5 separate regions of the Homo sapiens genome follow, and all the other regions are linked to region 1. A link is a contact called in ENCODE Hi-C or POLR2A ChIA-PET data. All regions are on one chromosome and are shown on one strand. The core of a region is the stretch at or near the end of the contact, and the rest is flanking DNA. Distances in the headings are between cores, read along the strand shown. Region 1 holds the start of FBXL20 (F-box and leucine rich repeat protein 20). Region 2 holds the start of CDC6 (cell division cycle 6). Region 3 holds the start of PIP4K2B (phosphatidylinositol-5-phosphate 4-kinase type 2 beta). Region 4 holds the start of PSMD3 (proteasome 26S subunit, non-ATPase 3). Region 5 holds the start of RPL23 (ribosomal protein L23).

What was found. Hi-C counts contacts between places; a loop is a spot of excess contacts on that map. ChIA-PET counts read pairs that join two places held with the same protein, here RNA polymerase II (POLR2A). Pooled maps may share reads with other maps.
Region 2: a loop to region 1 is called in a pooled map, with 5 times the contacts of the local background. The contact joins the promoter of CDC6 here to the promoter of FBXL20 in region 1. A Hi-C loop is called at or near these places in 3 of 50 pooled maps. POLR2A ChIA-PET finds 5 or more read pairs at or near these places in 2 of 52 experiments (activated CD4-positive, alpha-beta T cell and activated T-cell).
Region 3: a loop to region 1 is called in a map of CD4-positive, alpha-beta T cell, with 2.7 times the contacts of the local background. The contact joins the promoter of PIP4K2B here to the promoter of FBXL20 in region 1. A Hi-C loop is called at or near these places in 1 of 168 maps with a recorded cell type or tissue (CD4-positive, alpha-beta T cell), 3 of 37 single-sample maps with no recorded cell type and 6 of 50 pooled maps.
Region 4: a map of B cell shows a loop between it and region 1 (5-fold over the local background). The contact joins the promoter of PSMD3 here to the promoter of FBXL20 in region 1. A Hi-C loop is called at or near these places in 1 of 168 maps with a recorded cell type or tissue (B cell) and 7 of 50 pooled maps. POLR2A ChIA-PET finds 5 or more read pairs at or near these places in 3 of 52 experiments (activated B cell, activated T-cell and naive thymus-derived CD4-positive, alpha-beta T cell).
Region 5: a loop to region 1 is called in a pooled map, with 7 times the contacts of the local background. The contact joins the promoter of RPL23 here to the promoter of FBXL20 in region 1. A Hi-C loop is called at or near these places in 8 of 50 pooled maps. POLR2A ChIA-PET finds 5 or more read pairs at or near these places in 2 of 52 experiments (A673 and CD8-positive, alpha-beta memory T cell).

The regions. Positions count from the first base shown.
Region 1 is chr17:39,399,079-39,403,772 of GRCh38, forward strand. FBXL20 (F-box and leucine rich repeat protein 20) reads right to left here and starts at 2,548. Exons shown (of 15, transcript NM_032875.3): 1 at 2,283-2,548. The coding sequence starts at 2,324. RefSeq lists silencers at 1,801-2,093, 2,158-2,587, 2,618-2,817, 2,848-2,927, 3,178-3,567 and 1 more.
Region 2 is chr17:40,285,078-40,289,771 of GRCh38, forward strand. It overlaps CDC6 (cell division cycle 6), which reads left to right and starts at 2,802. Exons shown (of 12, transcript NM_001254.4): 1 at 2,802-3,013; 2 at 4,331-4,521. The coding sequence starts at 4,344. RefSeq lists enhancers at 2,562-3,369, 3,138-3,317, 3,348-3,417.
Region 3 is chr17:38,797,102-38,801,795 of GRCh38, forward strand. It overlaps PIP4K2B (phosphatidylinositol-5-phosphate 4-kinase type 2 beta), which reads right to left and starts at 2,455. Exons shown (of 10, transcript NM_003559.5): 1 at 2,165-2,455. The coding sequence starts at 2,323. It overlaps CWC25 (CWC25 spliceosome associated protein), which reads right to left. Exons shown (of 10, transcript NM_017748.5): 10 at 3,340-4,694. RefSeq lists an enhancer at 1,632-2,450.
Region 4 is chr17:39,978,983-39,983,676 of GRCh38, forward strand. It overlaps PSMD3 (proteasome 26S subunit, non-ATPase 3), which reads left to right and starts at 1,825. Exons shown (of 12, transcript NM_002809.4): 1 at 1,825-2,208. The coding sequence starts at 1,989. RefSeq lists enhancers at 1-834, 1,256-1,435, 1,656-1,935, 1,736-2,713 and a silencer at 2,116-2,165.
Region 5 is chr17:38,850,835-38,855,528 of GRCh38, forward strand. It overlaps RPL23 (ribosomal protein L23), which reads right to left and starts at 2,887. Exons shown (of 5, transcript NM_000978.4): 1 at 2,864-2,887; 2 at 2,188-2,271; 3 at 1,770-1,898. The coding sequence starts at 2,876. SNORA21 (small nucleolar RNA, H/ACA box 21) reads right to left here and starts at 2,161; the gene lies at 2,029-2,161. It overlaps SNORA21B (small nucleolar RNA, H/ACA box 21B), which reads right to left and starts at 824; the gene lies at 690-824. It also overlaps the pseudogene RPS20P35. RefSeq lists enhancers at 1,740-2,523, 1,834-3,033, 2,524-3,307, 3,031-3,140.

The sequences.
Region 1 (4,694 bases), core at 1,298-3,797:
GGATTTCAATGAATCAACTATCTGAAAATCATAGAGCTTCAGTTATCTTCTCCAAGAAAAATAAACCTTACGTAGCCACAATTTGAAATTAGCTATTATGTGATATAAAGATTTCATGCATCCACAAAAATTCTCAATGAGATCTGCTATCTGCTTACAGTTGTAAAATTATCAGTTCTTTAAGAAGCAGACTGTAATCTTGAGGATTTAAAATATCATTTGATGTAAATGTTTAGATCTGCTTTATTTACGTATCTTTTATTGAAAGTAAATATTTAAAATATTTTCAACAAATAAGCAATAAATTTATTTACTACTTCCTAAGAAGCCAATTACTAATTGTCTCAGTCCTTGTAAATTAGGTCAATAAAGAGGTAAATGGTTTTAAGAAGTACTCAATGAACTTCATTAACACATATCATTTCTAGCCATTCTCATCTGTATTCCGGCATGGAACACTTCACATCATATTAAGTGAATAGCTTTTAGTTTATAAACAAACACTTATTTAATCATGAAACCGTCCAAGAAGGACTCCCCACCTTATTCTTTTTTTTACCTTCTCAGATCATATTTAGAAAGATTTCGTTGCCAGCTACATCAGCTACAAGTTAAAAAGAAACCTCTTAATACAGCAACAAATTTCCTTATTACTTTATTATAGTATGCCACCCCTACAGAGATTGTAAATTAAAGTATAAGATAATTATAAAAATACAAAATAGCAATGTAATTTTACACCACATACAAGAGAATACTTTCCAAAAATTATTCAATCTAAAATGAACAGCAAACTGATAAAGAGCTAATTCCACAGGCAAAAGACTGTCCCCGACTCAAATCTTCAGTATCTGGAACTGCCTTTCAAGATTCCTGTTAACTGCTGAACGTCTATTCAGCAATTTTAGTGACATTCTGGGTTTTTACGGTACTACTGAATACGAAACCATCATAAATTAACTTTATTGGGGCTCTGTACATTAGGGCCATCCAATGTCCTATTAAACACCAAATAATATATTCCATAACATTTTCTTCTAGTGATCAAGTTAAATACTAAAACTCTAAGAAGGCCAATTCTTTGATTTTCTCCACTCCTGAAGTGCAACAGTAACACTGAAGCTCTGAACTTAAACTGCACCCAAAACACTTCCTATCTTGATCTTCGTGGATCAATTCAAATTATTTCCCAGTTCGCATAATAAGAAATCAAAGAATAGATTAAACTGACAACCCTTAAAAGTTTTCACACCCTGAACCTAGTTGTCGAGTTTCTTAAACTTTTGTCTCGCCGTCTTACAATTTCATCTCTCAAATGGAGATGAAGAAAAACACCGAGTGAGATTGTCCACTGAGCTGTGAGTGATCCCAGGTCAGCCTGGTTCTCTGCCAGAAAAGACCAGGTGACATTTACTCTTCCTGTAGAAGTTTCTTTCTCTTGACCCTCAAGGAACCTTCCAGTATATTGTTATACTACTGTAATTCATCAGTAGTTACAATATTTCACTTCCCAAAGGAATCTCTTCCTTGCAAGATGACTACTCTCTAAAGACGCTTTCAAGACCGTCCACTCCTCAATTCCAGGACAGTAAACCTCCCTCGCTAGAGGAGAAAAAGTTCCTGAAAGACAGACCGGAATGGATTTGCTGAACTTTCGTCCCAATCTCAAAGCATGTAGACATCCAAGGGTTCCCAAGGAACAATGAGCTACAGAAGTACAGACTAAACGGGAAAGCAGAGGAAGTATCAGAACAATACCCAAACCAAACACAGCACCGAAAACCCGTGGTAGCCTCTATCATCCCAAACTACCGTCCCCACTTCCCTAGTTTCACCAAGGTCTCAAACTCGGAGAAATGGTACCCATCCCCTAATTTCCTCCCTCAACAGACAACAAACGCGTCATGAAGGTAGCAGCGAGAAAAGCAGCAGGCTCTGGTGGACCGGAGCCGTGATGGCTGGGTGGAAGGAGGCAAGCCAAGGGTTGTGTAAAGAATGGAAAGCTGAGCGATCCTGGAGGAGGGTGGAATTAGGGCGCCCGAGCTAATCCCCCGCGGGGGCCCGCTGGTGGGAAGAGACGGGGGGCGAACCGGCGAGGGGACTGGGGGCACCGGGCTGCGCTGGGCTTCTGGGTCGCAAGAAAGGGGAGCGGAGTCTGGCAGCCCCGCCAGTGGGTGGGTGACGGCGCCTGCCAGGGAGGAGGCTCCGTGCGGAGCGGACGTTTTGGGATTAGAGCGCGCGACCCGCCCTCCTCACGCCGCCCGAGCCCCCCAAGCTCACACCTCAAACCTGCTCTTGGTCACTCCGTTCACGTCCCTCCTCATGGGGCCGGCGGGTGCGGCCCGGGCCGGGCGCTGCGGCGAGCGGAGTGCACAGACCGGGGGCCCAGGACAGGCCCGGGAGTTCCGGGACGGGGACTGGGCGCCGGAGGGGTGACGCCGGGACCGTGGGACGGGAACAAGAGACCTCTCGGCTCCGGCTAGGCCTCCACCACCTCCCGCGGCGCCGGCGGCCGCAACGACTGCTCGTCGCTAGCTCGGCTCTCTCCTCAGCCTCAACTTCAACCCAAAACAAAAACACTCCCCACCTGCCAGCAACGCCGCTGCTCATTGGACAGAGCCGCCCGGGCCTCGGAGCGCCCGGGAGGGGGAGGGGCGGGAGGGGAGGAGCGCGGCGGCGGCGGCGCGAGACCACCCCTCCCCCACACGGGGCCGGCCCTGACGGCGCTCCCGGGAGCAGCCGGTGCGCGGCGGCGGCACGACCCCCTGCGCCTCCGAGGCAGACGAGCCCATCGGGAGAAGGCGAGGCAGGGAAGTGCCTGTGCGTGTGGAAAAGGGGGTCTGTGGGGCGGATGCGAGTGCGCGCGTGCTCGCGGACCAGCGAGGGAGAGTAGAGCAGTACCGCACTCTGCGCGGGGGCCCCTCTTCTGCCCCGTGTCCCCCTCTCCTCCCTCCGCGGGCAAACAGGCACGCACCTGCCTGCACAGAACCTCAGCCTCTGCCCGCGCCCGTCGCCCCTCGTCACTTGTTCCCCAGGATCCTGTAAGGCACCCGCATCCTTCCCGGCCACCCAGCTCCCTTCCCCTGTCACTCACTGTCGCCTTGAACCCAAAGTGCAGCAGGCGGTCCCTGCTCGGAGCCATTTTCCTCCTCTTCTGGATGTGTCTAGATTGGGGCAGTGCGGCTGCCGCCGCGCCTCCGCGGTTGCCGCCGCCGCCGCCTCCCCCGCCTCCCCCGCCCCAGTGCATTACATTACGGGGTGCTGCAGGGAGGCCTGGGGGGCCGGGGCCGGACGCTTGTCTCCCTGTGCATGGCTCGGGAGGGCGAGGGTGGTTGCGCTGAGCAACAGGCCAAGTGCCCGCCCTGGTCCGGGGATGGCTGCGGAGCTGCACCTGAGGCCGGGGGTCGGGGGTGCAGGGCTGGAGCCGGGCAACCCTTCCTTTGGCCGGGGTCGGGGCGCGCGTCCGTGGGGGTGGGGCGGGCGAGACCGAAGAGCCTTTGGTTTTCCTTGCTCGGCCGCCGCCGGCGCCCAATGGGCTGCAGCGCCTGCCTGTCCGCCAATCAGGGCGCTGTTTGGTGAGAGCTTCGGCCTGACGTCACTTTGGCGGGAGAAACAAGCGTGTGTGAGCGAGTAGGCGGGGGCGTTTTCCCGATGGAAACACTTCATCAGACTCCCGGGCTCCTTGTATAGAAGCTGATCTGTGTCATCATATTATATTATGTTTTAACAACTCTGGCCTTCAAGGTCTCAGAATTTATGACCGAATTTCCACGAAGGAATAACACAGGATTTTGTAGTTTTGTTGCCCCTTCTATGAGCAACAAACTACAAAATTATGTCCTAAGAGTGAACTATTAGAAACTGTATAATAAATTCCAGCACACCTGGCAGGAGCAGCAGCACTGCTAATTGTATGCTTCCAAAGCAGTTATGAGTTGGTCTTCCTCACACCCCTTTTAATTAGTGGTTTTAGCGACTGACTTGTTATGCGTCTAAGAAATTAACAAGAGCAACAAGTGCGGCAGATCTTTAAGAACAGGTATATTTTAGCTGGAGGACATATTACCCAACTCTTAAAGCACTGTACAAACTTTTTCTTTTTTTTTTTTTTTTTTTTTTTGAGACAGAGGTTCAACTCTGTCGCTTAGGCTGGAGTGCAGTGGCACGATCTCGGTTTACTGCAACCTCTGCCTCCCGGGTTCAAGCCTCCCAAGTAGCTGGGATTACAGGCGCGCCGCGCCGCACCTGGCTAAGTAGAGACGAGGTTTCGCCATGTTGGCCAGGCTGGTCAGGAACACCTGACTACAAGTGATCCGCCCGCCTCGGCCTCCCAGAGTGCTGGGATCTTTTTTCTTTTGTAGAGACGGGGTCTCCCTATGTTGCCCAGACTAGTCTGCAATTCCTGGGCCCAAGTGATCCTCCAGCCTCCTCCCAGTGCTGAGATTACAGGCCTCATGTGAGCCACCACGACCAGCGCGCCACCCCCCGGCTTTTTTTAATCCTAGAGGGGGCTTCCTAAAACCAGGGACCTAGCTTCAGAAACTCATTCTCAGGCCCACAAACCCAGGTCTGTCTTCTCCTCCTGTCCCAGGTACTTTTAATGTTTTTGCTTGACTTCAGCCAGTGGAATAAAAAAGCCTTTTCATTCTGTCTCATCTAAGAGCTGTTTTCTCCCAGCAAAAACTGATGCATTT
Region 2 (4,694 bases), core at 1,552-4,051, 890 kb after region 1:
GGCGACAGAGCGAGACTCCAAATAAAAAGTCTTTTTTTTTTTTTTCCAACTTGGAAATGGGTCTCCCTATGTTGTCCAGGCTGTCCTCAAACTGGGCTCAAGGGATCCTCCCACCTCAGCCTCCCGAGTAGCTGGAATTACAGATGCATGCCACTGTGCAAGGCTAAGACATGGTCTTTGACTCCAAGGAACTCATAGTTTAGTAGACTTCAGGATAGCTACCAGGAGAAACCTATGCAGGATATTAAAAGGCTTTATGGGAGTTAGCCAGGGAAGATGGATGGTTAGTGGCATTCCAGACAGAGGAAACAGCAAAAACAAAGGCACAGAAGCAAGAAACAATATGATGTGTACGCATCACGTTACTGGAGGATCATTATTAGTGCAAAGGAAAAGCTTCAAGTAGATAACCTTTCAGTCCTGACATTCTGTGATTATTTGCCTGCTTCCACAGTGGTCATTTACACCTGTAGGCTTTTCTTGGGCCACTGCTATGTTTCCTAGTGTCTTCTTTTCTTTTTTTTTTGAGGCGGAGTCTCGCTTTGTCGCCCAGGCCGGAGTGCAGTGGCGTGGCGTGATCTCCACTCACTGCAAGCTCCACCTCCCGGGTTCACACCATTCTCCCGCCGCAGCCTTCTGAGTGGCTGGGACTATAGGCACCCGCCACCACGCCTGGCTAATTTTTTTGTATTTTAGTAGAGACGGGGTTTCACCGTGTTAGCCAGGATGGTCTCGATTTCCTGACCTCGTGATCCACCCGCCTCAGCCTCCCAAAGTGCTGGGATTACAGGCGTGAGCCACCGCACCCAGCCATTTCCTGGTGTTTTCATAGGTTCCAATATGCATGCTAAGTACTCATAGCTTCCTAGGTTGTTTACCATAACCACCCCTTACAGCTGGCTGGGCACACATTACCATTTCAGGTTATTAAGGGCAATTCTTAGGTGCCCATGTTATAAAAATACGAACAGTGAAGGTTGCTTCCTGAGTTCTACTATCCTACTAAGACATCAGAAATACCATCTAGTCCTTTTAAAAGCTTCCACTGTGGCCAAGAGCGGTGGTTCATGCCTGTAATCCCAGCACTGTGGGAGGCTGAGGTGGGTGGATCATGAAGTCAGGAGTTTGAGACCAACCTGGCCAACATGGTGAAACCCCTCTACTAAAAATTCAAATATTAGCCAGGCGTGGTGACGCGTGCCTGTAGTCCCGGCTACTCAGGAGGCTGAGGCAGGAGAATGGCTTGAACCCAGGTGGTGGAGATTGCAGTGAGCCGAGATCATGGCACGGCACTCAAGCCTGGGTGATAAAATGAGACTTGTCTCAAAAATAAAAAAAAAAAAAGCTTCCATTGTGTGGTAACTTTCTCCATTCATGGCAGCCCATTCTCTTCACTTTTGTAGTTTTCAGCTGCTAAAAAGCCTTCACGAAATGTACTCCACCATCTCTTCCTGTTTAGAACCTGAATCTGTCTAATCATCCCCCTATGATAAAGTGGTCAAGAGTTTGATTTTCTGTCAGAGTTCAGAGTTCAAATTCTAGCTCTTCCACTTACTAGTTGTGTGACCTTGGGCAAGTTTACTCAACTCCCCTCTACTGTAGTTCCCTCATTTGTAAAGTGAAATAACACCAGGTTCATGGGGGTGCTTGTGAAGATTAATAAGGTGATGTAGGTAAAATACTGAGCACAGCCCCTGGCATACACTTAAGCACTCAATATTGGCTCTCTTCATGAACTAGGTACCAATTCACTGATGATCGTAATATTGTTGCTTCCCTCTTTCTAGGCTTTATGGCTCTATTTTGTTTGTTACTGAGGGGTAAAAGATAAATGTTTACCATCACCTAGAATTGGGTTCTGGCCTCTAAAGGAACCTGAGGCTTAGATGAATTATTGGCTTTGGAAGCTGGCCTTCAAATTACTGCGCTAATTTATATTTTTCATTAAAAACTCAGCTTGCCTCTTCTATATAGCTGTCTTCCCTGGCCCTGAAACCCTAGTGTTTCGCCATAAAAGATTTTAAAATTAAGGGGTCATAATTCCCTCCCCATGATGTGTGGATTAATGGTAAGAAGATGCACAGAACATAATATTCTTAGGTTGAACGAAATAAAAGTAAAGAGTTGGCTCTGTTTCTCACCTTTGAAGCACAAATCAAGAGATACTATGATGAAGCATAGTTTTTCTTTATATAGGTGTGTAGAACTTTACCATAAAAATCACTAGTTCAGCCATCAGGAGATCTGGATCCTAGGCTCTTCACTGTCACCAAGATGCTGTGACCTCTAACCTTGTATAGAAGTTTGCTTTGTACTTTGCGAGGTTGAGCATTAGAGAGGTAAGGAAAGTGCCTAGCATCATACCTGGCGCACAGAACCCAAAACGGTAGGTATCATGTAGCAGTTCTGAAAATCTAGCCCATCAGGATGATGCAAATGGGTACTTTAGGCAGTGAGAAGGGGAACCACATCTTGACACTTCCAGTCGAAGGAAGAGTGCGACTGCGCGGCAGCAAAGACTACGCCTCCCAGCGTGCTTTGCGGCGGGCCGGCCCGCTTTACCCAGAGTCGCCCTGCCGCAATCGCGCGTCTTTCCACCGAGGCCCCGGATGTAGATTCCCTCCCCCGTTCAGTGGTCGTGGCCTCACAGCGACTCTAAGACTTGGGGCTCTCTCATTGGCTGTAACTCTTCCACTGGATTGGTAGCAAAAAAAGAGGCGGTGCCCAAGGCGAAAGGCTCTGTGACTACAGCCAATCAGAATCGAGGCCGGGCTTTGGCGGGAGGTGGGAACGCTGTGGCCATTCGGATTTGGCGCGAGCGCGGCTGGAGTTTGCTGCTGCCGCTGTGCAGTTTGTTCAGGGGCTTGTGGTGGTGAGTCCGAGAGGCTGCGTGTGAGAGACGTGAGAAGGATCCTGCACTGAGGAGGTGGAAAGAAGAGGATTGCTCGAGGAGGCCTGGGGTCTGTGAGGCAGCGGAGCTGGGTGAAGGCTGCGGGTTCCGGCGAGGCCTGAGGTGAAGTGAAGGGAAAAGAGCTGAGCTCGCTGGAGGTCTGAGGTCGGGATCAGGGAAAGGGCAGGTGCCCTCGGGGTAGTTCTAGCAGTTATGCGTGGTGTGAAGGAGGTGAAAGTTGTAGGAAGGAAATATTCTGGGGTGCGTTGAGAGCTGCCTAGAATGAGGACTGAGTGCAGGGGCGGAAAGAACTGAGGGAAGACTGAGCTGCAGTGTGAGGGCTTGGGATAGAAGAGACTAAATGTGGCGGGTGCTGGGCTGAACTGGTGATAAAGACACCCCGCGTGCCTGGAGGGAGGAAACTAGAAGTTCTATATAAATCAATTCATGTAACTTTTTTTTTTTTTTGAGACGGAGTCTCGCTCTTGTCGCCCAGGCTGTAGTGCAGTGGTGCGATCTCGGCTCACTGCAACCTCTGCCTGCCGGGTTCAAGCCATTCTCCTGCCTCAGCCTCTTCATGTAGCTGGGACTACAGGCGCCCGCCACCACGTCCGGCTAATTTTTTTTTTTTTTTTGAGACGGAGTCTCGCTCGGTCTCCCAGGCTGGAGTGCAGTGGCGCGATCTCGGCTCACTGCAAGCTCCGCCTCCCGGGTTCATGCCATTCTCCTGCCTCAGCCTCCCGAGTAGCTGGGACTACAGGCGCCCACCACCACGCCCGGCTAATTTTTTGCATTTTTAGTAGAGACGGGGTTTCACCGTGTTAGCCAGGATGGTCTCGGCCCGTCTCGGCCTCCCAAAGTGTTGGGATTACAGGCGTGAGCCACCGCGTTTGGCCGTAATTTTTGTATTTTTAGTAGAGACGGGGTTTCTCCATGTTGGTCAGGCTGGTCTCGAACTCCTGACCTCAGGTGATCCGCCCGCCTCAGCCTCCCAAAGTGCTGGGATTACAGGCGTGGGCCACCGCGCCCGGCCCATTTCAGGTAACTTGTTATTGCATCGCTCAATTGGTTAAGAACTTGGGCTCTGGCACCAGATGCCCGGGGTTACATTCCTGTTTTTCTGTGACTTTGGGCCACTGTTTATCTCAGTTTTCTCATGTGTAAAATAAAGGCTAATAATAGTACCTACTCCTAAGATCGTTGTTAAACGAGTTGGTACCTAAAGTGTTTATAACAGCGCCCTTCCACGTAGTAGGTAGACAACAAATGTCAGCTGTTCTTGCATAGATTTGGATGTGAAGCAAAAGTGAATGCTAAAATAAGTGTGATAACATAATTAGGAAATAAGTGTTAATCATCAGTATAAATAAATTCCATGTTAGTTATTTTCTCTTCACTTTCACATATTGACTAGTTGTCCTCTTATTTTTTTTAATCTAGCTGTGCTGTCGTCATGCCTCAAACCCGATCCCAGGCACAGGCTACAATCAGTTTTCCAAAAAGGAAGCTGTCTCGGGCATTGAACAAAGCTAAAAACTCCAGTGATGCCAAACTAGAACCAACAAATGTCCAAACCGTAACCTGTTCTCCTCGTGTAAAAGCCCTGCCTCTCAGCCCCAGGAAACGTCTGGGTAAACCATCCATTATATCACTTTTTCACTAGCAGCTCGTGACCTTTCTTTTCTTGGTAAGATGTGTGTCCTTTGAAGGAGCTTTCTAAGTTCAGTTAAGACTTCTTTTTTTTTTTTTTTTTTTTTTTGAGACAGAGTCTCGCTCCATCTCCCAGGCTGGAGTGCAATAGTGC
Region 3 (4,694 bases), core at 1,205-3,704, 600 kb before region 1:
GTTCATTATGTCCAGAGGCACGGATCTTGCTTAAAGTCAATGCCTTTCCAACTAGCCCCTCAAACAAACTTTCAACTTAAAGTTAGCAAAGAAAAAAGATGACCACTTTGTCCAACAGAGTAGGACTCACAGGACTCCTGACTCGTGATACCTAACCATCAGCTATTGAGAAACTTCATAACCACATATGGACAGACTCATGCCTGCCTATCGGAACACCATGCATCACACACACTCCCAGGACCTGACATGCATAGGCGTATAACCCAGAGCATATATTCACCTTCTCTAACCGGACTATACTTCGCATCTATCCTGAGACTTGGCTGAGGGAGAGGAAAAGAAACAGGAGGCAAAGAAAACAAGACCAGCCACTCAGGCACCACCCTTGGCCGATACAGTCCCATGGTGCTAGACAATAAGCGACATCTCTTGCTGTAACCACAGGCAAGCTAATCCTCCACCTGAGGCCTCCTTTTCTTCATGTGTAAAATAAGGGACCCAAGGTTCATTGCAGCTAGCTGTAATACTCCTGACTCTCAGGCCTCTACCAGTTCTCTACAGACAGGTTGCTTTCTGTGAGAAACAGAACCAGCAGAGAGAGGCCTGGTAGAGTGAGAAGCAGGATGCAGAACAAAATCAAGGATTGACTTCCAGAAAGGGACATGGGGTTCATATTCTGATCACCCAGTTTCCCTAGAAATGTTGTCAGATGACCCCTGGGACAGCAGGAAGACCGAGTAACAAACTGGGCTGGATTGTTGGCCCGAAGCAGCTCCTAGAGGTCTGGGCATTATACCACTGGTACTCGCTATCCTGGCAGGACCCTCACTAACACCAGTGATGACAGTGAAAACAGTAACCTGCCCAAGACCAAGAAACCACAGAGACCTCAATTTACACATGCACTTTCCTAAATGACAGGTCAAGATCTAAAACCCTAGCTCAGATTACGGTTCATCGATCTCCACCCAAAGGCACCTTCAGCTCCTCTGCCAAAGCAATGCAAAGTCTTGCTGGCCCTCTTTGTCATCGCTTGGTCTTGTGAGCAATTTCAAGCACTCACAAGTGAACCTAAAGAACTGAAATCCACAGGAAACCCAAGCTTGATCCTCCTTATTCCAAAATTCTAGTTAGTGAAGTTGGTGTTTCGGGTCCTTTTACTTCCTCTGCTCATTCCTAGTGTGGGGATTCATAAAGAAATGGTCAGAAGGCAAAGAGCAAGTGGTTGGAAGAGGGAGAATAAAGACCCTGAACAAACACCACATAAACAGTCTTCCAGCTTAAACTGTCAGGATCCAACTTCCTGGCAGGGGCTGTTGAACAATCTCAAAGCACCCTAAGGACCCAGGGGACCTATCTCTCCTATCTAGGACCATAATCACTATGCATCATCACAACATTGCAGCCACACAACAGATAAGTCAACATCTTTAAAATGATCACCTTCAAAAACTATGGGAAGACATATTATTTCTACTATGAATAGTCCCTCCTTATAACCAGGCATCCTCTTCTCTCAAATGGTTAATAGCCATTCTTTCTTCTCCCTAACCCAGAGAGACCCAGGTGAAGTGTCTGGTTCAAGGAAGCCTGTGCTTCTCCAGTTGATACATCTTGTTCAAGAGGGAAAAAAAAGGAAACCCAGGGTGGAGTTCTACATTCAAAGGTAAGGAGGCCTGGAGGATGGAAGAATTTGAGCAGCCACAACAACCAAACGATCAGAAAGAGAGGACTATTTGGGCAGACCACTGCTACTTGACAGAGCTGGCAGCCGGCTGTAAGGAACAAGGGGGAATATACACCCTCACAAACAGGATGAGGGGGGAGGAGGAGAAGCAGGGATGAAAGCGACTCCACTGCACTGAGGCCTTGCCTTTGCGCTCCATGGGCTGCCCCAAGCGAGCACGCCACACGCAGGAAGCCAGAAGGGCTGGAGGGAAGGGGAGGTGGCGACGGCAGACCACAGAGACACCAGGCCTCGCGTGGCGTGCGGGGAGTGCACACGGGGCCGAAAGGCGTGCAAGGGTGGGGTGGGCGTGCAAGTGGCTTGGCGAGGGGTGGCAGGCGTCACCGGCAGGGCCTGCGGGGCAAGGGCCCAGGGCTGCAGGGGGCGTGGGAGCGCGCGGGGCCGCGCTCAGAGGGGCGCGCAGGAGCTGGTTACCGTGTGGTTCACCCCCCACATCAGGACGCTGAGGATCGGCTCGCTGGCCCGGAATAGCTTCACTTTCTGGCACACGAAATGCTTCTTCTTGGTCTTGGTCTTGCTGGCGCTGAGCGGCGCCACCGCCACCGCCGTGGTGCTGGTGCAGTTGGACGACATGCCCGGGGCGGCGGCGGCGGCGGCGAAAGAGGGGGGCGGCGGAGACAGCGCACAAGCCAGCGGCCTCAGGCCTCCCCCGGACCGATCCCCACCCCCGCTCCCTCACCGCGCCATGGTCGCGCCCGTCCCGTTACCTCCCACCCCGCCCCGGTGGTTCCGTCCGCCCCACGCCCCGCCCTCCCGCCCCGCCCCGGGGAGCCCGCCGGCCCGCTCCGCACCCCGCCCCCGGGCGGTGCAGCCGCCCTGCAGTCCCCTGGCCCCGTCCTCCCCGTCCGCGTGGTACGGCCCGTCCCGGGGAGGCAGCGGCCGCCCCGCCCGCCCCTCCTCCCCGGGCCTGACAGAAACCCGCCTGGCCTCCGAACGCCTCGGGGCCCCGTGCCGGAGCCGGAAGGGGAGGAGGGCTGGGCAGGCGTCGCTGTGGACCGCGGGAGGGGCTCCCCGCCCGGGCCCCCCAACGCCAGGGTTTGGCTCTTTCCCGCAACCCGAATGCCAAGATGGCGGCGATGCCACCGCTCCGGAAGGGAAGGAGGGACGGGAATGCGAGGAGGGCGGGACGTACCATGCCCACCCCGGGGGAGAGGAGGGACGCAGCAAGGGGAAGAGAAAGTCCAGCCTAGAAAGCCAAGGAACGCCCCCTCGCTCCACCTAAGCGTGGATCTGCCCACTCTGCTGGGCCCCGGGCGCGCTCCACCCGCGGGGCACGCCCCTTGCCCCCAGGGCCAATGAGAGAAGCAGGCCAGGAACACTGGTTTTTATGAATGGGCCCCGCGCCCACCCACCTGCTGCCTGTTCTCCCCGCAAAGGGTCAGAGCTCAGAGGCCGCCAGCACCTTCAGACACCTATCCCACTAATCGTCTTACTCTGGCTCATTTCGTAAAATCTTTGAGTAAACTGCCCCACGCTTTGTTACATAATTCTCAGATGAGGGATCTCCATATATTCGACACAAATTACAGGTCAACGTTGTTCTTTCTGCATGGAAATTCGTAAACACGGTACTCCACAGGTGGTCGCTCTTTAAACAGTTACAAAAATAAATGTGGCCTTTATTACCAATTATAAAATAAACATAATTAACCCCGGCATAATGAAGTGATTAAATGAATAAAAACGTATGTTACATTCTCTAGGGAAAGATCGGGTTTCAAGCATTACAGTGCCTGGCATCATAAGTGTTCAAAAACAGAAATCCAAATACATTTTAAGCAGAATTAGGAATTAGCAGAACAAGGAAATCGCCCAGCTAATGTGCGGGTCAAGAGGGCCTAGGAGTTCACTGGTCAAATGAGGGCTTCTGGTGAAAGAATAGAGAAGGGAAAAGGAGTAAAGACAGGAGAGTGGCCCCTCGAGGGTTTTGTTTTGTTGCTGTTGTTTTTTGAGACGGAATCTCGCTCTGTCACCCAGGCTGGAGTGCGGTGGCACAATCTCGGCTCACTGCAAGCTCCGCCTCCTGGGTTCACGCCATTCTCCTGCCTCAGCCTCCCGAGTAGCTGGGACTACAGGCGCCCGCCACCACGCCCGGCTAATTTTTTGTATTTTTTTAGTAGAGACGGGGTTTCACCGTGTTCGCCAGGATGGTCTCGATCTCCTGACCTCGTGATCCGCCCACCTCAGCCTCCCAAAGTGCTGAGATTACAGGTGTGAGCCACCGCGCCCAGCCTGTTTTTTGTTTTTTTTTTAGTACCTGACTGAAAGAGACTAGCAAACAACTCCTGAAAATCTGTAATTGTAGTAAGGTTACTACACGGTAAGAAGTGAAGCCGCAAAATAAAAACTTCCATTTTATTTTCCTTTAGGAGCCATGGAGCATATTGGCAATTTGGTTCTGACTCCTAAAATCATTTTACTATACCTTTACACTGCCTACATTGGAGACTGCAAGCAGTGGAAAAGAATAGATACTCCAGATCTCGTCGATAAACCCAGGCTCCTCCTAAACCAGCCAGATTCAGAGAGAAAAACGAGCTGGCCTGCCTTATTGTATTACTTGCCATCAAGGTTCAATGTGGTTCTATTACCCAGTAAAGTCATTGACCAAACAAGGTATTTTCACAAAGCTAACCTTTTTTAAAAGCATGTAAAAATTGTACATTTGTACATATACGCATTACAATTTTACATCCAAAGATCAAATAGTTAACAGTTCATTTAGGGCTTTTTGTATTGTTTGATTTTCCAGATTCTGTCACTCCCTTGGCTTTGACCTAACCTGACATCATTCTGTCACATTATCTTCTAAATCAAGTAAACGTTCATTTGTCTCAGTAAGCACAATCTATCTGGGTGACACCAGAGAGGTTTCTGAAGGGTCTGGTGTACGCTGAGGCAGTGAAATAGGTCTGTTGGCACAGGTAAGAAGGAAGTGGCATGA
Region 4 (4,694 bases), core at 575-3,074, 580 kb after region 1:
CTGGCCAACAGAACGAGATTCCGTTTAAAAAAAAAAAAAAGTTTTATGAGTGGAAGAATTTCTCTAAGGATTTTGGTCCGTGGAGTCAGACTCTCCCCCAGTGTCTTAGTCACCCCCTGCCCAGCCTGGTTCCCTCATCCACCAAGAATTCATGACCAACTGCCAGAAGCTTTGTGTTATGCCGCCAGCCTCCCTGATCCTGAGCACCTTCCAAAGCCTCACTCTATTGCTCATGGATATACTGGGTTGTTATCTGCTGACTTGGTTGTTTTCTCCTTGTGATGTAAACTTAATAGAGAGATGAGCTAACACCCTAACTATCTAGAAGAGTAACTCCTTTGATTGTTAAGGATGAACATAACTCATCTGTTTTCTTCCTTACCATTCTCGCCCACCTTCAGTTGCAGATATGGTGTTATGAAGAGGTTCTAATGAGTTTATTCCAATGATGATTCAAAAGTCCTGTTATCCACCCCCCAGCCCTGGAGGGTGAGAGGACAGTTGAGGAGGAACTGGTCAAGGCATGTTCCCTAAAACTAGAGCACATATCTTTCCAGTTAGCGAGTGGCTGTTTAACGCAAGGAACATCCTGCAATCCTATGAAAGAGGATGCAAAAGATATGCAGGATACCCTTTATATATGCAAAGGAGGAGGTCAAAACATATTTCCTGCCTTCTAGGTCCTTACAACAGGGCTAGATTGTCTTGTAGGGTCCGTGAAAGGTCTAAAACTCAGGACTTCCACTTATGGGAGAGAGAAAAGTTTCAAGGTAGGGAGAGAGTTTTTGTTGTGTGTTCTAAGAAATTGGGAGCTATATCCTTCACCTTGTTTCACCTTCCCTGCAGAACCAGTGGGGCAGTCCTTTGAAAAATAAGTGGGTAGGGTTTCTTGTCCAATTTGCTTCCCCTTAGGTACACCACTAAGTAAACCATCATTCTCTCCTTAGGCACACCATTATTCTGTTCCCCATTTCACAATGTCTGTCTGGATGTATAAAAGCCCTCTCAATGGGCTCCCTAAAGCGTCTGCCAGTAGGGGCTCCCACCCTCTTTCCTCAACACTCCCAATCCACCGCAGCCCAGAGCACAGTGTCTGCTTATCTAACCATCTGACTCCCCCGTATACTACATTCTTGAGCTGTTTTTCACCCCCCTATTTGCTAACCGTGGGCCGTACATAGGGTGGACCCCTATATTTTGTTAAACTGGAGTGATTCTACGCAAATGCACGCTCCTACCTATCGGCACTCCCAGCCTGCAGAAATTGTATGCCTTATGTTCAGCACTAAACTCAAATCTAACCAAGGAAGTCCGGATCCCATAGGGTTCTTCCTACTCTCCAGTTCGGTTTATTTTAAGGCCAACAGCCCTAGCTTCACGTCCCTCCTTCACAGCCTTCTTTCCTTCCCTCCTGCCGGATGCGCCCGGCAGCCGTTGAGCACAAGCCCAGCGGATCTGGAAGGAGACCCCGCCGCGACCGGGGAAAATTGAGCGAACTTGGGCGCAAAACCCGCCCGGCAACTCGTGACGTCATCTCGTCCCGCGCTCGGATAGGCTGTACCCACTCCACGCTGGTTGAGGCGCTCTTAAAGTCCTTTGTAACCCAGATTGGAGCCTGAGGGGACCTCTCGTGGACGCCCACAGAAATGCACTCGAGAGGAACATAAAAGCATCACACTTAAGCGCTCGAAAGAAAGCCCCACGAACCCATAAAGGCTCCTCCCCGCTCCTTCCTCGAAGCTCCTCCTTCATCCTGCACCTCGGCTGTGGATTTATTTCCCCTTTGTTGACTCGGCCATCGGCCTGCCGGGCCTGGCGTTTCCCAGAAGGCCCAGCGCCGGGAAGGGGTTTGCAGCTGCTCCGTCATCGTGCGGCCCGACGCTATCTCGCGCTCGTGTGCAGGCCCGGCTCGGCTCCTGGTCCCCGGTGCGAGGGTTAACGCGAGGCCCCGGCCTCGGTCCCCGGACTAGGCCGTGACCCCGGGTGCCATGAAGCAGGAGGGCTCGGCGCGGCGCCGCGGCGCGGACAAGGCGAAACCGCCGCCCGGCGGAGGAGAACAAGAACCCCCACCGCCGCCGGCCCCCCAGGATGTGGAGATGAAAGAGGAGGCAGCGACGGGTGGCGGGTCGACGGGGGAGGCAGACGGCAAGACGGCGGCGGCAGCGGCTGAGCACTCCCAGCGAGAGCTGGACACAGTCACCTTGGAGGGTACGGCAGCCCAGGCCGGGAACGTGCCGCGATCGCGGGTGACAGCGACCCCTGTGATTTGGCTTCTTGCTGGGAAGCCACAGCAGCCTCCACCACCCTCAGTTCTTTGGGATCACCCCCAGATACCTGCTCCCACTGCCCCGACACTCCCGACTCCAGGCCCAATGACTGAACCTTCTCTCCAGGCTGGGAACCACTCCCCTCCCATCCCCTCCATCCCCATATCTGGGGTTGCATCTATATCTAGGTCCCAGTGGGCCTGGGGACTCCCTCTTTTAAGTCCTCCCCTCTGACCTATTCCGTTTATATCCCACCCGACTGATTTTAGCGCCTCCAATATATGACTGATTGTTCCCGCTGGAAACCAGTGTTTGTGTCTGTGTGTAAACAGGGCCAGGATGACCTAGAATATTGACTCCTGAGTTTTAAAACTGTACAGCAGATTTTTGTTGTCCTAGCTGCCTTTAGCACACTCCCCCGAATGAACCATTTCGACCTAGTATCTTGTTTCCTACTTCTCTAACTGAAGTGTCCCAACAGTCCCCTTGCTGTCTCCTCCCTTCAGGTCCTTACTGCCCCTCTGTTTCTAAAGGGTTTAAGTACATACACACTTAAAACTTTTCGGGTGTCATCTTTGTTTGGTTTTGTAATACTCAACCTTTGGCCTAAACTCCTATATACCGGTGTCTCCTATTTCTTTTCTCCGAGGTTCCTGTTTCGAGTGTCTGTAGTCCTCTTGTTCCTCCAAGTTCATGTTTTACTTTTCCCACTTACAGCGTCCTGTTTCCATTTGAAGTGGGCAAAGTGAGAGCTTCCCACTGTGATCCTGGTGCCATTTTCCTGGTTCTGGATCAAGTGGGACCAGACTACTTACTAGGTTTTCTTTTCACTAAAATGCGTGAGAAACTAGCTCAAAAACATTGAGATAAGCAAAGTTATCCTCCTAGGTGGTGCTTTTGAGGATGTGATGGTGTTGACTACATCAGCTCTTACTGTAAAGTTGAGCAACAGGATCGATATTTAATAGAGATCCTTTTACCTAAAGTAGTGGCAGCAATGTCAAAGGTGCCACTCAGCATTGCCTACTGGGTGTGTTTATTACAGGCACTTCATTTTCTTCTTGTAAAGTAATTCATATTCATTGCAGAAATTGTGGAATGTATGAGAAGTTAAAAGCAGGGGATAAAAAACATGGTTAACATTTTTTCTTGTGAATTTTTGAGCTGTTCTCCTATAATTGAGAGCAAGTTATGTATACAGTTTGTATCAAGGCATAACTAAATATAAATTTTGAATTTTATGTGTTTTCATTAACATTCGTAAACATAATCAGCATTCAATTTATTCCAGAAACATTTATTGAATACCCAATATAATGGTTAAGAGTACAAGTTCTGGAATTAGTTCCCTCATCTGTATAAATACAAGTAATAGTACAGTACTTTATTGGGTTGTTGTGAACATTAAAATGCTTAAAACTGTGCCTAGCACATAAATATCAGCTGTTATTATTTATATCATTAGTGTGGCCCAGATACCCTGTGCTAATCGGTGAATATACAGAAGTGCCTAAGAAACTACTCATTGATTGCATTCCCTTATTGCTTTGCATTTAAACTGTTTCTAGTTTCTTGCTATCATAAATAGCTTTGAAGCAATCATCTTTGTGCCCAACTTAAAAAATCTACTTTTCTAATTATTTCTTCAGTACAGATTCCCACCAAAACCTATATGCCTGAGTTTAAAAGGCTGAACATTTTAAAGGTTTTTGATAGTTATTGTCCAGAAAAACTGTGCTGATTTACATTATACCAGGAGAAATGTAGTTTTCACTGTACTCTATAATTTTTTTTTTTTTTTGAGACGGAGTCTCGCTCTGTTGCCCAGGCTGGAGTGCAATGGCGCGATCTCGGCTCACTGCAACCTCTGCCTCCCAAGTTCAAGCGATTCTCCTGCCTCAGCTTCCCGAGTAGCTGGGATTACGGTCACCCACCACCACGCCCGGCTAATTTTTTTATTTTTAGTAGAGACTGGGTTTCACCATGTTGGCCAGGCTGGTCTCCAACTGCTACCCTTAATGATCCGCCCTCCTCAGCCTCCCAAAGTACTGGGATTACAGGCGTGAGCCACTGTGCCCCACCTATAATTTTTTTAATGTTACAAATTTGGTAGTTTAAAAATGTTTCCATTTGCAATTACTCAAATACTAATGGAATATAATTTTTGTCTGTTAGCTATTTTTCCTCTTTGTATGTTAGTTCGTCTCCATTTTTGTTTTGAAATTGTGGCAATATAATCATTATACCATTATATCTCTTAACCATTTATACAAGCTCTTTATAGAATAAAAATATGAATCTTTGATCACATTTGTTGAAAATATTTTTCTTTTGTATACACAGTTATCTAAAAGGGTTTTTTTAAATGAAGTCAAGCCCATTAATCTTTTGTGCGTATGTGATTTCTCCCATTGTTCACATTTAGAA
Region 5 (4,694 bases), core at 1,637-4,136, 550 kb before region 1:
ATCCTTGCCTATGCCTTTTCCAACTTCACCTTACAGGTAGGTTATTAAGATCCCAGTATCACTGAATTGGGATGTAGAAATGGGACCTGGGACCCCCAACTCCTCCCAGTCCTGGCAATGAGCAGAGACCAAGCTATTCAGATTTACACTGGAAAACAGTTTGAATTCCTGGGCCCAAGCACCAGGCTTTGTTTTACTTTTAATGAACTGTTTTCTAGTGTCCTAAGTAACTTTTATACCCATCTGTACTAAAGTGAAAAAGACGCTTTTCCCAACTTTCAAAATGAAGTATCACTACACAGTGAAATATAATGCTTGTGAAGAACTATTGTAGAGTCAGACACACCTGGATTCACAATCTTCACTGATACTAGCATGGGGTCCTTACACAGAATTTTTATGACAGGAAGACTACACAAAAAATAGATAAGTCTAACCAAGTTAGTAATGGGACACACATGAGGTAGCCAATACTTACTGACTGACCCTCCTCTACTCATAAACCATTTAATCCTCACAAATTCTTCAAGTAGACCTGGTCCTTTTGCATATTTCTGTGCTTGTTATTTATTGATATTAAGTTCCAAGGGGAGGGGATGTATTCATTTAGCAGAAACAAGGACCAAAAAAGACATTAACAGAATTGGAAACTCACAACTAGTTTTAAAACTGAAGTGTTCGGAGCTCTGGTCTGTCCCACCACTGACTGAGACCAACAATCCACCCTCCTGCCATCTCATCTACAAAGTGAAGGCCATTTGCTCTGCTCTTCTCTGACAGCTCCCTGGGCCACCAATCAGACCCAGGAAGTGTTCTGAGAAGAGGAAAAAGCCCATGCAATTGCTGAATCACAATCACAGTGCTACCCAGCCCTCAAATGGATATTAATGGTGAACAAAAAACAATTTCTAACCCAAAGGCTAAAAATCTACTGGACAGCATCGTGGGGTGGATACAGGAATAGGAGTAACTGTAATACAGGGCTGACAAATCAACATCACATTTGTAAATCAAGGGATGGCCAGGAACTCTTTAGAAGAGCAAGACATCCCAGGGTAGAGACAGATTAGGCAGGCACAGGAAAAAAGTGCAAGCGCTGAAGTTAAAATGCACCAAACACCAGAAGTTCTAAAGCCAGACAGGACACAAGCTGCAAGTATTTTGAGGCCTCCCCCTTTAAATCATACACCTGACAGGAAAAATTTTGAGTGGGGAGCCTGAGATTAAGTAATGAGCAATTAGCCGGGTGTGGTGGTGCACACCTATGATCCCAGCTACTCGGGAGGCTGAGGCAGGACAATCTCTTGAGCCCGGGAGGTGGAGGTTGCAGTGAACAGATATGTGCCACTGCACTCCAGCCTGGGCAACAAGTGAGACTCCATCTCAAAAACAAATAATAAAATAAGCAACGGGCAGCTTGTTTTCGTTTTGTAATATATTTTTTTTTGAGAGCCCAGGAGGCGGAGGTTGCAGTGAGCCAAGATCGTGCCATTGCACTCCAGTATGGGCTGGGCGACAGAGAGAGACTCCATCTCAAAAAACAAAACAAAACAAAACAAAAACAACAACAAAAAAACAACTAAGGTATGGAAGTGACAAGATGATGGTCCCCCCTCCAACACAATATGAGCAAAAACTTAAGATACTTATCTCACACTGCCTCTCAATGGAAAACAAACTTGAGGCCTTGAAAACTGATCCATTTTCCAATAAAGGAAAGCGTCCCCCCACTACTCATCAGTATTAAGGTGGGCTCAGTGTTTACTCACCCTTTTTTCTGAGCTCTGGTTTGCCTTTCTTGACTGTGGCCATCACCATGTCACCCACACCAGCAGCGGGAAGTCTGTTCAGCCGTCCCTTGATCCCCTTCACGGAGATGATATACAGGTTTTTGGCTCCTACAAAAGAATGTAAATAAAAATAAAAAATGTTGAGGGCCATCAGGCCGTTCCATCAGTATAACATTTCCCAAACACTTCCAAAGCCCCTCCCTCCACTCACTGCCCAAGCAGTTAGTCCGCAAGAACGCCTTGTCACACCACCGATTGAAGCAAACAACACATGTTGCCACTTCACCCAAAAGCGATGTTTTCACTCTCCCCTTTCTTGACGGCTCAATAGGTCATTAGCCACAGGCCCATTGAGTGCTTTTAAAAGGGGGAGTATAGCAACGTGCAAAGACCTCACCTGTGTTGTCAGCACAATTGATTACAGCTCCTACCGGAAGACCCAAGGAAATCCGGAATTTCGCACCAGAGGACCCACCACGTCCTGTGGATATAAAGGGAAGGGAAACAGGATAAAGAGATCACAATCTAGACATGGTTCGGAGTTCCCCCTCATACTCAAGCTGTAATTCACCGCACATGCTTTGATAGACTGTACGCTATAGATTAGCTCGCTCGGATTTTACTTATGCCGTCCCCATGTGCCACCCGATTCTCACGGAAAGTAGCCTATTTCTTACTATTAACACTCTGACATCGAAATTAAGAAACCTAGACGACTCAACCCTTGCTCTAACTTTCGCAAAACGCAATTACTCCTGCAAGGCATAAAACCGCAGAGGTCGCGCAAACCAGGGCCTAATCCAGTCTAACTTCAACCCCATTACGATAGCCCTATTCGCGGAGCGATCTCGCGGTATCCAGACTACATTCACGTCGGGATCCTGCCATCTCAACTCTCCAGCACCCCACTGCCACTTTCGAGGGCCCTGGCAGTGCTCTCGCGGTGGCCTGGCTCTCTCTCTCCGGCCTGAAGGAGAGCAAAGCGCCCCAGCTGCCTAGGGCCACCGCTCCTGACGAATCCGCCAGCCACTGCACGACAGATGGTGGAGGATCCTCCAGAAACAAAACCTCACCTCGCTTCGACATCTTGAACGCCGGAAAAAAGAAAAAAGGAAGTCGATTCAAAGGACACTGGGATATGAACTTTAACGCCCCGCCCACCCTCCTCACGTGGCCGGAGCAAAAACCGGCCTCTTCCGCCTCTGGGCGCTGCCTTATTACGTAATAAGTTTACGACGTCGCTTTTAGCCCTCTCTGCGAAGTGGGAGTTGAGGTAGAAGCGCAAGAGATAGGAAGTATCTTCTCTACGAGCTTAAGAGTAGTTAGGGACATGGAAACAGTGATTTGTTAACTTGCTCACGACCTCTTTTGACCACTTAATAGTGCCAGGCACTTATCTGCACACTAGAGAATAGGAATTAAAACACGGTTTGTGCCGTGTGGGGGTTCCCCAAGGAACAAAGAAAGTGGGGGAGGGAGGGAGAACAAGCTCTAAACGGTTTCGTTGAATGTAATACAGTTGAGAAGTGCTGCAGATCATTCCATCTATGTGTTCTTGGTATCATACCATTCTGTATTTTACATATACAGTATTGCTCTATTTATTGACCCGTCCCCCCCAACACACACTCTTTTTTTCTTTTTTTGAGACCGAGTCTCACTCTGTCGCCCAGGCTGGAGTATAGTGGCGAGATCTCAGCTCACTGCAACCTCCGTCTTCCGGGTTCAAGCAATTCTCTGTCTCAGCCTCAGAGTACCTGAGACCACAGGCGCCCGCCACAACGCTGGGCTAATTTTTGTATTTTTAGTAGAGACGGGGTTTCGCCATGTTATTGGCCAGGCTGGTCTCGAACTTCTGATCTCAAGTGATCTGCCCGCCTTGGTCCCTCAAAGTGCTGGGATTACAGGCGTGAGCCCCCGCGCCAGGCCTAATTGCTCCTTTCACAGCTTCAGCCGCCCCTTATTCTCTGGGTTCTTTCCTTCCCACGATACATTAATTCACATACTTATTGAGCTCCTACTTTACAGCAGGTTCTGTCCAGGGCGTACAGCGGATTACATCAGAGAACAAAATAGATCAACATTCTTTTCCTTATGGAGCTTACATTCTGCTGGGGTGCAGGTGGAGGAGGATATTAGACACTAAACAAAAGATATAATAAGTAATTGCAGTATGTAGTATGTTAGATGGGGATATGTATTATAAAAATATAAATAGTATCGCTTCTCGGCCTTTTGGCCAAGATCAAGTGTAAAATATAAATAGTGGCCGGGCCTTGTGGCTCACGCTTGTAATCCCAGCACTTTGGGAGGCCGAGGCGGGTGGATCACGAGGTCAGGAGATCGAGACTAGCCTGGCCAACACAGGGAAACTCCGTCTCTACTAAAAATACAAAAATTAGCTGGGCGTGGTGGCGGGCGCCTGTAATCCCAGCTACTCCGGAGGCTGAGGCAGGAGAATCGCTTGAACCCAGAAGGCAGAGGCGGCAGTGAGCCGAGATCGCGCTACTGCACTCCAGCCTGGGCGACAGAGCTAGACTCCGTCTCAAAAATGTATATAGATAAATAGCTCTTTGAGGAAGACGCGGTCGTAGGTGTTGCGGATCGCTGATCCGCACGCTCCTGCTACTGACTCACCGCTGTTCGCCCTCGCCGAGGAACCAGTCGCTCAGGAAGCCGCGCAGCAGCCATGGCTTTTAAGGATACCGGAAAAACACCCAGGGAGGCGGAGGTGGCAATTCACGAATTCGAGTCACTCTAACGAGCCGCATCGTAAAATCCCTGGAGAAGGTGTGTGCTGACTTGATCAGAGGAGCAAAGGAAAATAATCTCAAAGTGAAAGGACCAGTTCGAATGCCTGCCAAGACTTTGAGAATCACTTCAAGAAAAACTTTGTGGTGAAGG